Regions from separate parts of the Homo sapiens genome. Here region 1 is linked to region 2. A link is a contact called in ENCODE Hi-C data. All regions are on one chromosome and are shown on one strand. The core of a region is the stretch at or near the end of the contact, and the rest is flanking DNA. Distances in the headings are between cores, read along the strand shown. Region 1 holds the start of MAX (MYC associated factor X). Region 2 holds the start of SGPP1 (sphingosine-1-phosphate phosphatase 1).

The links. A loop is a pair of places that touch in the nucleus more often than their neighbours do. Pooled maps may share reads with other maps.
Region 1: a loop to region 2 is called in a map of B cell, with 11 times the contacts of the local background. The contact joins the promoter of MAX here to the promoter of SGPP1 in region 2. A Hi-C loop is called at or near these places in 2 of 168 maps with a recorded cell type or tissue (B cell and sigmoid colon) and 6 of 50 pooled maps.

What each region holds. Positions count from the first base shown.
Region 1 is chr14:65,099,885-65,103,832 of GRCh38, forward strand. It overlaps MAX (MYC associated factor X), which reads right to left and starts at 2,633. Exons shown (of 5, transcript NM_002382.5): 1 at 2,420-2,633; 2 at 1,662-1,688. The coding sequence starts at 2,455. RefSeq lists enhancers at 1,704-2,204, 2,898-3,047 and a silencer at 2,218-2,567.
Region 2 is chr14:63,725,165-63,729,512 of GRCh38, forward strand. It overlaps SGPP1 (sphingosine-1-phosphate phosphatase 1), which reads right to left and starts at 2,901. Exons shown (of 3, transcript NM_030791.4): 1 at 2,097-2,901. The coding sequence starts at 2,780. RefSeq lists enhancers at 2,047-2,548, 2,193-2,242, 3,203-3,392 and silencers at 2,503-2,602, 2,893-2,992.

The sequences.
Region 1 (3,948 bases), core at 1,383-3,882, 1.4 Mb after region 2:
CATCCCCGGATTTTATGGAAATATCAGCTCTCAATAAATAAGTTTTCTTAATGCCTATCTGCTTAGACAACCTGCACAATCTTTGCTTGCTCTAATGAAGAGCAGGTATAACTGAGATGGCTTGCCTTTACCCTGTGGTTATCAAGTTCTTATACCAGAGGTATCAAAGTGACATCCTGCAAATTCTAACAAGCCCCCAAACAGTTGTTCCACACATCATTTTAAAAATCAGAAAAATAACATAAAGTTTTAGATTTCTAATCTTTCTTAAAAAATAGGAAGATCGGCTGGGCGTGGTGGCTCATGCCTGTAATCCCAGCACTTTGGGAGGCCGAGGCTGGCAGATCACGAGGTTAAGAGATCGAGACCAGCCTGGCCAACATGGTGAAACCCCGTCTCTACTAAAAATACAAAAATTAGCTGGGTGTGGTGGCACGCGCCTGTAGTCCCAGCTATTCGGGAGGCTGAGGCAAGAGAATCGCTTGAACCCAGGAGGCGGAGGTTGCAGTAAGCCGAGATAGCGCCATTGCACTCCAGCCTGGTGACAGAGTGAGACTCTGTCTCAAAAATAAATAAATAAAATAAAATTAAAAATAGGAAGATCTGGCAATACTGACCCTTCACTCCTACTAACAAACCACTGGAGTTCAGTAGTGCTGACTTTTTAGAAGAGGCACTGCTCTCCAGTACCCAAGCCCTCACCTCTTCCTTCTTTATTCTTTATGGCCCTCATGGGCATTTGAACTTTTTACCCCCATTCTATACATTTCTTACTGCTCCCAACTATCAAATATTAGACACTCTGATATACTTATTTCTCTTCCCCTCGCTGATTCTGATTTATTCTGTGTGTATTCTTTTTTCCCTCAAATCTATTCATGAAACATCCATATTACTGTCTCAGACTCCAAAGACATGGAATTAGTGCTTATCTAAATCCACAGAACCATCTACTGAGAACATTAATATCAAAACCCTAAGAAATTATTGATAACACTCTATGGTCTCATCCATCACCTTTCAGCAAAGCTGTCTCTGCAATGCCACTTTTCTTCAGCTATTTTTTAATTTTCTTTATACCTTTTCTTCAAATACAGAGAATCAGACCATAATAACTTTATGTGACACTTTGATGATGTAACGTTTGGCTCCTCTACATTTCCAATTTTTGCATTAGAATACCATGTTGTGCTAGATTCTACGGGTCTATAGCAGTCACATGACTTGGTTAAAGGCGATTACCGCATGTGGCTTCAGCTTCACACAATTATACAGATATGGTTTAAAACCTACTTGTTCCTAAATAAATCTTCTGACCACTTTGCCCTGAAATAATACTACCAGACCAGAATGCTGCATTTCTCATTTCCACTTACATAGTGGCATCTGGATCCCCTATCTGAAAACTACAGAACAATTCAATTCTTTGCATACAGCTCCTCTTACTCACCTAGAATCACTGAACTTATCACCTGAGAATCTAGAATAATGGGATTTGCAACCCCCCCACCCTCCAGAACCAGGCCCCACCTCACCTTAGTGGTTAACATTAGAGTTTACTACAATATTAAAAGTAATAGTACGATCTCTTTTTCTCTCTGACCCCAAAAAGGAATAGAACTGAACGGAAATAAAAATGAAATGGAGAGTAGGAGACGTACCGCAGATTGAAACCTCGGTTGCTCTTCCTGGAATAAGAGAGAAAAAAAAAAATAGAAAATATAGAAGTTATTTTTACACTTAACATTCAATAATAAGAAAGAAAATGCCGGCGGCAGAGGAAGCGGAGGGTGGGGAGTCAGCCCGACACCCCTTCCTCCCTCCCCACCCCTTGCCCCCACCCTTCCACCCTCGGCGGGATCCGGTAGCAGGGTAGAGGGGTCCCGAGCGCCGCCCCTCCTTCCGGGATCCGACCTGGGCCAGAGGGGTCCCGAGCACTGTCTCCTCCCTGCAGACCCAGCTCGGGCATCTAGGCACCCCCAACCCCTCTCCGCCCTTCCCCGGCCCCCAGGATCCGCGGGTCACGGGAGGAGAGGATCGCAGTCCGAAGGGGCAGGTCCTGAACGCCGTCCCCTTCCCCTGGATCCGGACAATGGGATCCCGGGCGCCCCCCATCCTTGTCCCCCGGATCCTGAGCCGGGGAAGGTGGGAGCGGGAGGCCGCAGCACCCTCCCGCAAGGGAGGAGGTGGGGGTCCCAGAAGCCGCGTGTCTTCCCCCAACCTCCAGTCCCAGGAGGCCGCTCCGGCCAGGAGCCGGAGGGGAGCGAACCGGGAACGCGACGGAGGCACTCCTGGCCCCGAGGGGAAGGGGAAGGAGGCGGCGGCAGCCCGGCCCCCTCCCGCCGTCGCCCCGCTAAGAGCCCCGGCCGCTGTCCCCGCCTGACAACCCGCACGGGAAGGAAGAAGCCCCAGGACTCACGTCGCTCTCCACCTCGATGTCATCGTTATCGCTCATTTCCTACGGCCCAGGGAGCGGCCACTGCAGCGGCGGCGGGGAGGGGAAGGGGTGAAGGGGAGGGGGAAGTCACCGACAACAACAAGCCGAGTCCCCCCCACACACACACTCACTCACTCACTCACTCGCTCTCTCACTCACACACACACACAACACGGGCAAGAACCACCTCCTCACTGCAGCACCGGATCAACGGCGGCACGCACGCCCGGTCGGCCCCCGCCACGTGACCAGGCTCGCAGCGCTGGGGCAGCCGAGACTTGTAGTTCTTGTCCCTCTAACAGACGGCCCGGGTAGCTCCAGAAAAACTACAAATCCCGGAAGAAACCGCATCCAGGCGACGCCAGCCCGGCTTGTTGACGGAGCCCAAGGCGCCTGCGCGTCCCGGGGAGGGGGGGGGGGGCGGGGGGGGGCGGGGAGAGCCGCGGCGCGGCGCCTCCTGGGAGTCGTAGTCCGCAGACCGCGAGTTGTCAGGAGATTTTCCTCCCGAGGCGGCAGAGGAGGCTGCTGGGAAGACAGGACACGTGGAGGGAGCTGGAACTCCTGGAGCCGGGCACCGTCTGCGCGCTGGACGCCGGGCCCAGGGGACTGGGTGGAGTCTCTGGGGGAGTAGCCGGCTGTCTAAATAATGCTGCCTCTCTTTGGTGTGACTGGTTATACTTTGTCTTCTTCATACGGAGTGGTTCCGTTTTGCGCCTAGGGGCGTAACCCGCCCGGGAGGGAATCTGGCTGCGGCGGACCAGGGGGCGCGGCTCGGGATGCCTGCGCGAACCCTCGGGGGCTGGTGGGGAGGTGTCAGTGGCAGGTGTTTCGTGGTGCTACCGGACAGGCAGAATGACCGACCTCGCCGGGCGACCGCTCCCAGCCGCGAGAATCCTGTATTCGTTTATCTGGGAGTGACCATCCTCGCTACTCAGCTACTCACGTGAGGCTCCAGCGTTCACACAACGCGAACCCTCAACCACTATGGACGTGGAAGTAAAAGCCCCTTCAGAGTTTGTTGTAGCCCAGACAGTTTAGGCAATATCCCAGCTCAGAGTACCATAATTAAGATTGCAAAAAGGATCAATATGGGAAACTTTTGCAGTTCCCTGTCCAGTTAAAATCATATTTATATACTGTGGCATGAAGTGTAATCACATGCATTCCACCGATATTTATTGAACACCTAACTTGCCACAAGGGGATGCCATAACGGATAAGACCAAAACCATCCCTGCCTTCATGCAGCTCACAGCTGTGCAAGCAAGCGTGCCGGTCCTGCCGCCATTGTAAGAGTGTGCAACAAGTCCCATGGGAAGGAAGAAAACCATAACAGACACTTTCCACCCTGAGACAAAGTACCCATACTACTCCTTTACATCTGGTCTCCAAAGTGAATGACATCTTGAGCTTTTCCCATGAGTTACTGATTCCCGGATGAATACCATATTATCCCTGACTTTTGAATGTGGAAATTTGGGGATATGTCACACACAATTCTTGTGACACAC
Region 2 (4,348 bases), core at 1,651-4,150:
GAGTTCAAGACCAGCTTGGCCAAAACAGTGAAACCACATCTCTACTAAAAATCCTTAAAAAATTAGCTGGTGTGGTGGTAGGCGCCTGTAATCCCAGCTACTCGGGAGGCTGAGGCAGAGAATTGCTTGAACCTGGGAGGCAGAGGTTGCAGTGAGCCGAGACTGCACCACTGCACTCCAGCCTGGGCAACAGAGCGAGACTCCGTCAGGAGGCTTTCTTTCAGAACAACTAACCGAAAAATCATGCAAATTTAGAGTGAAAAAATGTAAAATAAGAAATTTAAAGCATTACAAGATTAATTTTAATGTAACTGGTCAGTTTGCACATCTGTAAAATGACAGTTTGAAACTAAGTGATTTCTAACATCCGGTCTACTTCAAAGTCTAAAATTCTATGATACGCAAATTTCTTAAACTTTGAGTTAAATATACTAGGTTGTTTAAAAACTAAATCTAAGCTTATTCTGATAATTCAAATAACCCTGAAATGTTAGAATATCAATATCCCATAAACGATTCAGCAGTACTGTTTTCAGACTTCCAGTTAGTATGTGTCCAGAACAAATAAAGAGCAAAAATAGCTATTTTCTCTTACTTTGACTGCTAATACTAATAGCATACAAAATAGCTACTCACTGAGAAGGCATCATAAAAGGCTCTATTGTTACAGAATCCTAAAAGTCTCACGAAAATAAGAGAAACATCATCAGCTAACATCACCAGGCCAAACACAGCTCATTGAAAATCTTAAATTCTGAAATATTTAGATTAAATGAAAACTTCGAGATATTTATCTGTTACGCAAAACAGGTAGCACTGCTTCACAATCTGAACATCACCGTATAGCTCCTTTGGTTAAACAGAAAAAAACTTCCCATGGTACTCTTTCCTCCTAATTCTGCCATTCTTACTATGCACAATGCGTATTTTCCATGTACTGTAAGAGAGATGCACTACACAGAAGTATCCATGGGGACGAAATTTTATCTACACTGAAATTTAATGTGGGATAAGTAAGCTTATCATAATGGAGTTTTACACAGAATGTGTATTTCTCAATGTAAAATGATTTTGTGAAGTAAAGGGGGAAAAAATAGAGGAAGTTTGTTTCCTTAGAATCTCCACAATTACGCACTTTATTCTTAAAATAAGGGACTGGTCTGCAGGATTAACAAATCTTACAGTTCAAAGACAGATAAACATTGGAAGGCCAAAAGAAGTAAGCAAAATAAAAACGATTACCATTAAAAACTCTTCCCTTGGCAGTTTTCAGAGAGGGTTAAAAAAAAAAAAAATTTTCCTGATTGTCAGGCTGACCCTGCTGTCATATTTGCCATTTTTATAAACCCACTAGTTTGATCAAGAGCCCTATCTTTAAGAATAACTTTTAAACCATGCATTTTTAGAGTTAATGAGGCAATAACACTATAGTATTACAGTTGTAGCTCAACAACTGTTAGATACTACAGATTAGTGATCCAGAAGATAATCAAACTTTATCAGCAAAGTAGCAACCACACCCCTTAAAAACAGAACTCACCCTGTGCTCCATTAACTTCCATAAAGGGAACTTCGATGAAAATCGATTACTTCATTGCTTGGAACTAGCATGTTTGTTTTGGAATTACACTAACGTTTTGTAAACACTGTCTCACGGTAAAGCTAATGACTTTACCTCTTTCTGAAACAGTTTTAGGGAAGAAGGCACCATATATTACGGTGAAACTGGGTCTTAGTTTACATAGCGATTATTTAAAAAATTCACTTCCACTGTGCATTACAAGAATTAAAGCCGTTTAAAAAACTCAACCAAAGCCCAATGACAATGTATTACTCTAGGAAAAGTGTGTCCTTTGGGTTCTAAGGCATTAAATTGGAATTTAATATTAAAATAGAATTCAACGGCTAAGTATCCAGTTTCCCCCAATCACTTAATTTTTCAAAACCCAGAAAGGGCCTGTTTGCGAGTATTGTGAAAACCTGTGGAAAGAGAGGCTTTGGAGGGGAACGGTCGAATTAAAATAAATGCAGAGAGCAAAGAGAACTCCGAGTTCTTTGAACTCCCCCAGGCTGAACAGGACGAGAAGGAACCCTACCTGCCAGCGGCCATAGGTGAGGAGGACCATAGAAATGGGGATGGCGGTGCCGGACATGGCATGGGTGGAGGGCATGCTGTACTCAGAGTTGTAGAAGACCTCCAACTTGACCACGGGCGGCGAGGCGGGCCTCGGCCAGCGGATGATGTCCTTGGTGCACTGGCCCAGGTACATGACCAGCACCCAGATGACCACGAGCCTCCGGCCCACCAGAGGGTCCAGGTTCCAGATCCAGAAGGGGAAGAACAGGATGTAGAAGAGTTCGTTGCCCAGCTCCGTGCCGAAGCAGAACAGGCAGTAGAGCGGCCAGTTGCTCACGCGGGCCAGCTGGCCCTCCTCGCCCGTCAGCGAGTTGCGGCGCAGAGCGCCCGCGCGCCGCGGCGAGGCCGGGCCCAGCTCGGCCGCCAGCCCGTTCCGCACGCCGTTGGGGGCGCCGCCGCCGTCCGGCTTGGCCGGGCACTGATTGCGGTCGCTCCCGGGAGGCTGGGGGCCTCCAGGCGCCCCTGGCTGCCGCCCTCGCAGTCGAGGGTCTCCGGCGAGAGGCGCCTCCGCTTTCTCATCCTCCCTCCGGTCTGCTGAGCGGCGCGGCGGCGCTTCCACCCCGCACAGCCGCTGGAAACGGGCCACTTTCTGCGGGTCCTGCAGACGGCCAACCAGCTGGGCCAGGCGCTGCCTCAGCGACATGATAACGGAACCCCCGGGAAGGCGGGCCGGCCTCCGGCGCAGCCCCGAACTGTCCCCGCGCTCCTGGCCAGCGGCAGCGGAACCGGCACAGCGCTCTACCCTCCGGAGTCTGCCGGGTGACGGCGCCACAGGCCGCGCGCCCCCGCCCCGCGCGCGCCGCGCCCCGCCCCGCCCAGCCCCGCCCCCACCCGGGCTCCCTGAGGGGCCGGGCCGCGCGGGTCCGCCCTGAGCGCATCCGGCCGTGGCTTGGCGCTGAGGATCGGCGGGCGGCCGCTTTGAGGTCCCGGGTAATATCCACCAGCAGGCGTCGCGGCGTACGTCTGGTGGGACGCGGCGTGTCCCCCTGCTCCACCTTCAGCCCTTCTTCTCCGCGGGCTAGTGTCGCCGGATTCCCTCAGCCAGAAGTTGACTTAAAGAGGCCACGATCCCGGTGCCAGCTTGCGCAATGCCTGTGACCAAGCAGCCGGGCATCCTGCTGGCACAGAACCAAATGGTGAATGATCAATGAAGGCGAAGCAACTACCATGAGTTCGGAATCATTCGACTCAAGTAATTAACAAGTAATTACAGAGCTGTCCCAGGCGACTGATGTTCGGAAAACCATGTGCCAATTGACCAGTGGTGACAAGACTACATGTAGATCCCAAGACAGGGCCAGGTGATATTAACAGGTGTGGTCTGCAAAAGAAAAGCCAGCCACCTACAAATTCAAAATACTGTGTCATTTATCAAATATTTTGGTATATGTTAAGGGAGCACAGGTGTTCTTAAGTGTAAAATTTCCTTTTCCTAGATTCTAATACCTAGAGGGCTTGCACAGAATAAATGTAGAGAATGAATGCAGTGTATAGATTTTTGAGTTTGGTAACGTTAATTTAGACGCTTAACTTCCGTGTCTCACAAGTTACCAACTTGACTTCTAGCTAGAGCAGTTTATAAGGTCTCTGAACTCCTCAGGTCAGGTGAATGTCTTTTATATATACCTAGAGAGAGAGAGATGAGACAGGGTCTCGCTATATTGCCCAGGCTGGTCTCCAACTCCTGGGCTGAAGTGATTCTCCTGCCTTGGCCTCTCAAAGTGCTGTGTTTACAGGCGTGAGCCACCACACCCGCCATGATCAGGTGAATGTCTGTAATTAAAGAATGTGAACTACTTCCAAGAAACAGGCTTGAAATTGTCCCATGCCCTTAAAACAGTAGAAATACTTTCCTTCAGGCGTGGTAGTTCATGCCTATAATCTCAGCACTTTGGGAGGTCGAGGAGGGAGGATGGCTTGAGTCCAGGAGTTTGACAACAGCCTGGGCAACATAGGGAGATCCCACCTCTACAAAAAATGAACAAAATTAGCCGGGCAGGGCTGGGCACAGTGGCTCACGCCTGTAACCCCAACACTTTGGGAGGCCAAGGCGGGCGGATCACCTGAGGTCGGGAGTTCAAGACCGGCCTGACCCACATGGAGAAACCCCGTCTCCACTAAAAATACAAAATTAGCCGGGCGGGGTGGTGCATGCCTGTAATCCCAGCTACTCGGAGGCTGAGGCAGGAGAATTGCTTGAACCAGGGAGGC